Regions from separate parts of the Homo sapiens genome. Here region 2 is linked to region 1. A link is an interaction called in ENCODE POLR2A ChIA-PET data of the cell type or tissue named here. Cell type or tissue: Panc1. All regions are shown on one strand. Links, peaks and the distances in the headings refer to the core of each region. The heading gives the core; the rest is flanking DNA. Region 1 has its middle 130 kb from the start of SLC25A46. Region 2 overlaps MAN2A1 (mannosidase alpha class 2A member 1).

The links. ChIA-PET counts read pairs that join two places held together with the same protein. Peaks named below come from ENCODE experiments on the same cell type or tissue, not always from the same donor. Only the 100,000 strongest peaks of a DNase experiment are listed, where the experiment ranks them.
Region 2: POLR2A ChIA-PET joins it to region 1 with 14 read pairs; 2 of 35 experiments call an interaction of 5 or more read pairs at or near these places.

The regions. Positions count from the first base shown.
Region 1 is chr5:110,867,585-110,870,518 of GRCh38, reverse strand. No RefSeq gene overlaps it. Among named protein-coding and RNA genes, the nearest start is that of SLC25A46, 130 kb to the right of the region's middle. In Panc1, for the core only: no CTCF peak of the experiment used is centred there; no DNase peak of the experiment used is centred there.
Region 2 is chr5:109,822,484-109,825,417 of GRCh38, reverse strand. MAN2A1 (mannosidase alpha class 2A member 1) reads right to left here. Exons shown (of 22, transcript NM_002372.4): 16 at 1,581-1,695. Among named protein-coding and RNA genes, the nearest start is that of LINC01848, 59 kb to the left of the region's middle. In Panc1, for the core only: no CTCF peak of the experiment used is centred there; a DNase peak (open chromatin) is centred at 1,617.

The sequences.
Region 1 (2,934 bases), core at 229-2,728:
AGATCAGATTAAATGTGCTAATGAGATATTTTTTAAGCAATAGTTTAATTAGCTTGTATTTAAACCTTTAATTCCAGATGTATTAGTGTAACTCATCAATTCCTTAATGCCATTCATTTAATATATTTGCCAGTTTTTTCTTCATATAGCGTGCTATCCCATGTGCCACTGTGAGCTTTATGCCAGTTTAACTGAACAATTTACGACATGTCTTAATGGTCTAAACGTGGAATTGTTGGAGAGTTTTCATCACATGTAGTAACAGGTTTTGGATTCTAGATTGCGTTTTTTGCATGGCAGTAATATTCTTTGGCACTACCAATGCTAAGTGCCTTTAAGAAAATCAAAGGAGTCATGTCTTATAAGAAGGTTAGACTACTAGTAATATATGACATCACCATATTGGCAAGATGATAGAATGCATCTCCAAGGAATTTTCTTACAGAAGAAATTTTAAGTAGCGTTCTAATGCCATATACTGTCTGACAGTGACATCATTGGAACCTCTTCACAGTTCAATTTCTATCCCATCAGAAGTTTGTTATGAGACAGGATTAAAGATCATGTCCTGATAAGTTTTAGATAAAAATAAGATAGCATCCAAACACTATCACCAAATGTGAGGAAAAGTCTCCCACAATTCTCTGTCTAGACAATTAAGACGTGTCATAAATTATTTAGTAGATTCTTACAGTTGTTTATGTAAGGTGGTTAAGTCTCAGCACCAGCTACTCCTTCATGGTCAAAAATAAAATGATTGGAGTAGAATCTTTGAACATTGAATATAGGGTTACATTGTAATGTCTCTGGAAATTATTTCCTTTTAAGAATGTAGAAAACGTTCAATGGGCTTTCGTTAAAATATTTTAATTCTTTAAAATATAGAATTAAATGTATGACTCTTTAGTGATATATTATCTTACAAGCTACTTTATTATTATACAAAATAAAATTCTTGTTTTGTGATAGAAATTATACACATAACAGAATGCTACAGTTTAAATTAAAATCTTCAAATTAGTTTAATAAACTTTGTCAAAATACTCTTTATTCTTGTAGTATTAAACTAGGTGCTGAGAAGCATAAGAAAAATATATCATTTATCTCCAGCACATTCATGTTTCAACAGGCATGTATCACCTAAAATTTACCAAATTCTAGAGGAACCTTGCTGCCTAAACAAACAAATTTGCCGTATTTCCAAATTGTCTCAGTTCTGTCAATAGCAAAAGGGCTCAAATCTCAGTGATTGCTTTATTTCTTCCTTCTCCTTCCTAGTCTTTATTTAGTTAACATATTTGTCTCTTTTCTCCTCCAAACTCTCTATCCTTCTCTTTCTACCCTATCCATAAGTTTTAAAACATCACGTCTATGTTGAGACTCTCATTCTTGGACTTCTTGTCTTCAATTCCATCTTACCCAATCTACCAGACGAATTATCGTTAATGGTTTATTTCATATTATTCCATTGTTTCAGCACCTCTGACTTGCCTATGGCATTAGATCCAGAATCTCAGTGTCTGCTCATCACCTCATCTCTATCTCATCCCAAACTCTCCCGAGGCTCCTTTCTGTTCCTTCTATTCACTCAGCTATAGGTCTTTTGCTCATTCTGGTTTCCAGATCTCAAATTCTATCTCCACCTCTCTGCAACTATCTGAATCTTTCTCATCTTCTAGAGCACAACTGTAGCCTCATTATTCATTTTTGTCTAATCTCACCAGTCCATGTCTATTTTGTTCTTCTCTGAATCTATATCAGTTAGATTATCTCTCTATGTCTAGACAACCATTTAAATTGGTTACTTAATACATATTAAATGAGTACTACCCAGTCCCTAAACACAAGTAGTTCATAGTCTATAAATCTTTAAGTAAAGCACCAATTTTAAAAATAATTTCCAGATAAGGATAATCTGAATGAATATTAATACTCAGAGTAGGATCAGTATAATTCACAGCCTCAACTTATTTACATAACATTGAAATTTCTTTTTAGCATCTCAAATAATCCAACAAACTTATCTTAAATCTCACTTTTCTTATTTGCAATCTGTGTACGATTCTTTTTTATCATTTTTTCCAAACTACAATGGCAGCCATATAACCAAATAGGGTGAGGCATTTTGGAGGAATTAAAAAAAAGGTAGTATTTTCCAGACCAAATTGTAATCCTTGTAATGAATGAATGATCAGTGGTTGACTACATAGTACCCATGGTCTACCACAGAATTTATGATCACTTGTATTACAATCATCAACTTTTTTTCTAAACACTTGAACATTAAGCTCAACAAAGATACTCAAATCTCTAAGACTTCATGAGTATATTTAACGTTTAGAACTGTCTTTGTCTCTTAGTGGGTTAAATATTTAATAACATAGTAGTGAAAATATTCAGCTAATATTAATTGTGCACTCACCATTTTCCAGACATTCTTTTAAGTGCTTATTTTTATTAACTCATGCAGTTATCACAATAGTCCTACAATTTAAGTGTTTTTATTATTATCCTCATTTTAAAGATGAGAATGCTGGAGGCAGTGAGGCCTTAAATTTTTGCCTAAGGTCACACAGCTAGTAATGGAAAAGTTGGGATTGAAAATCGAGCAGTTTAATGAATTGATTCAGTAACTTCGATGACTCTAGAATAATTCAAAATAAATATTCTATTTGTTCAGTAAAAAATCATTGGTCTCTAATTATATTACATTGCTGCTCATTATAGTCTTTACTTTGTAACATTCATTTTGCCTTTGTCTTACTAGGGAAAAGTTGGAGGCAGTCACTTATATTCTTTTATGGCAAATTGGATTGCTTAAAGATGTTATATTTTTTTTGAAGGATGAAGCTGTATTTAATGTTTAAAATTAGGTCGATTAAGGCAGAAGGAAAGAAATAACTGTTTATAGAACTTTCATGTTATTATGGGCAA
Region 2 (2,934 bases), core at 211-2,710, 1.0 Mb after region 1:
CATTTCCTCTGAGACATAGCCCATCTCTAAATATAACTGATGAAAAACAATGGTAAATCAAACCTGATGACACAAGTTTGTGCCAAAGTGTGTGCCATGTTGTACTCCAGGAAAAACTTTTCCACTAAAAAACAATAGTTTAAAGCAAACTTAAAAATAGATCAGCATATCTTCTGTGGGGTAATGCTATAAAGTTGAAGATGTAACTTAGAGCTCTCAGGGGTATTAAATAATGGCTTACACAAGAGTACAAACAGATGATCAAAAACAGTTTCTGACTTACCAGAAGTTTTGAGAAACTCAATAGAAGATTATTTCAGAACTACAGGTTTTCCTGTAGGTAGCAAAGTGATCACAGATAACTTCAGAAGTCACATTTAGGACACAAAATTAGTGTCTAGCATTATTTTTCCCACCTGCCAGAGAACTTTTACTTCTTGATTCATCCTATGAATCATGGGTTATTCTGAAAAACCTATCATATTATTACCTAAAGAAGTTGCATGAGAAAGTTTGTCCATACCTGAAATTCTAACAAAAAGCAAATACTAATGAAATTTGAAGTTAATAAAAAAGTTAAATAAAAGCAAAATTAAATTTAACTATGAAATCAGAAAATTGAACTTCTGTGATTTAAGAGATTCCCTGAACATAGTATCCCTTTGCTTTCCCACAATACCTAAAAAGGAAACCGTGCCTACCTATACATTTATCTTTAGTTTGTGAAATCCTTTATTTTTTACCTGTATGAAGATTCAGGGAAATAGTATTTTTTCTTTTCTAATTTGTTCAACTTAGCTAACAGCAAAGATAAATTTAAATGGCATTTTTATGAGGTCTTTTTCTAAGAGTGTTGATAATATGGTAAATACCCTGGTTATTAGGATTAAATCTGTAGTTGGAAAAGCACACCATTCTACAAACAATGAATTCTAAATCAACCAACCTAAATGTGCAAGTCTTTGGAAACCACAGCTCCACTCAGACCCCATGGAATCAGTTCCATTGCCCAGGGTTAAGTTCTCAAAAGGATCAAAAGCCTATTTCCTATCACTTGGGTTCATAAAGATGCTGCTCAATACTGTTCTAAAAATGATAAACAATTGCTAGGTTTTATACTCTACTGGGTAAAGAGCTGTAAACAAATAGAACCAGCTTAGAACATTTTTCTCTTAAAGTTACATTCCAGTGATACAGGCTATATTTAAGGAAGCAGGCCCCATATATGTGTGTGGTCTATTAACTGAAAGTCGTATTTAATATAATTTCCATTTCATAAAATCAAAACACTGTATTGTTTTCAGGTGTTAAAAATAAAGTTACCAGTTAATGAGCTCAAGACCAATATGGCAACAATTAAGAGAAGATATACAGAGGAACATGTATATGTAGGGATTGAAACGTTTTACCATTTTTTATTATCAAAGGGTAAGTTTCATATTTTAAATCATATTAAAAATGTCAAGTTTAGAAAAACATCATCTACAAAAACCAACTGTTAATTTAAGAATGGCATAAGAAAAGCAAGAATTCAAAAACCATAATACATATGTTTCATAACTGCATTCCTATTTTCTTACCCTGTATGTGGTATAGTCGGACTCTATGAGTAACATGGTCAAAAAAGCAAGTCACTTCCGAATAAATCCTTCCATGTGTCACTCTGACAAAGGGCGGTGTTGTGTAAACATAAGGCTGAAAAGAAAATAATATATTTAAGAAAAATATTTTGGCTTCCAAACTTTTAAAAGAATATGTTTATTATGGTTTCAAAAATAGAAAATACGTATCACCTGATATTTGCAATTTTAAGTGTAAACCAGATCTTACAAGGTAACAAAATATGCATGTGATAAAAACTGAACGTGTTTTTTATTTTTAAAAATGCTGAAAATAGGAAATAAAAATGTTTACAACTTCACTGGTCTAGAAAGCATTCCTCCCAGCTATACAAATTTCTAACTAAAATCCTTCTATTTGTCCATATAGTTACTTATTAGAAACAGCAATCATTCTACAGAAGTTACATTTTCCCAGGTAAATAATTATTATAACCATGGTCCCAGCCCCCTAATGTTCAGGGTTTGGGACAGGTGGCAAGGATGACTACAGGGAGTCATCTAAGCAAACTGAAAGCAGGATTCAGAAACATAGTTTAATCATAGCTCGGTTTACTAAACTATAAAACATTCTGTCCTTTTACTTGAAAGAACTAGCTGAATATAAATTCACAAACTTGAAAAAACTACTTGGAAACCACTAGTTTAGTTTTTATTTAAATTTTAAAAAATGGTAATAAAGCACATAACTTATGTGACATGGAAGCAAATTTAAAACATTTATGAGTAATTATATTTTTAAAGTATTAGATACCTTAGCTCAACAATAGCATAGAAAGTTAGGCTTGCAATATGAACTACTTAAACAGTGTAAGATTTTCGGCCAGGCGCCGTGGCTCACGCCTTGTAACCCTAGCACTTTGGGAGGCCGAGGTGGGCGGATCACAAGGTCAGGAGATCGAGACCATCCTGGCTAACATGGTGAAACCCCGTCTCTACTAAAAAGACAAAAAATTAGCCAGACTTGGTGGCGGGTGCCTGTAGTCCCAGCTACTCGGGAGGCTGAGGCAGGAAAATGGCGTGAACCCAGGAGGCGGAGCTTGCAGTGAGCTGAGATCGCGCCACTGCATTCCAGCCTGGGTGAAAGTGCAAGACTCCGTCTCCAAAAAAAAAAAATTTTTTTTTCAGAATTGTGTAATTTTCTTCCAAATTTACCTCTTTGGCTAGGGAAAATTTTCTGGAGTTATTAAAATGCTTAATGGTTTACAAATTTCTTGTACCTAATTACCAAATAGCTAGAAAGTGAGGGAGGGGATGAGAACCTGGGATGATGAGTTCTGGGCTCTTGCCTTTTTCTGATGCACTAGACTGCCTC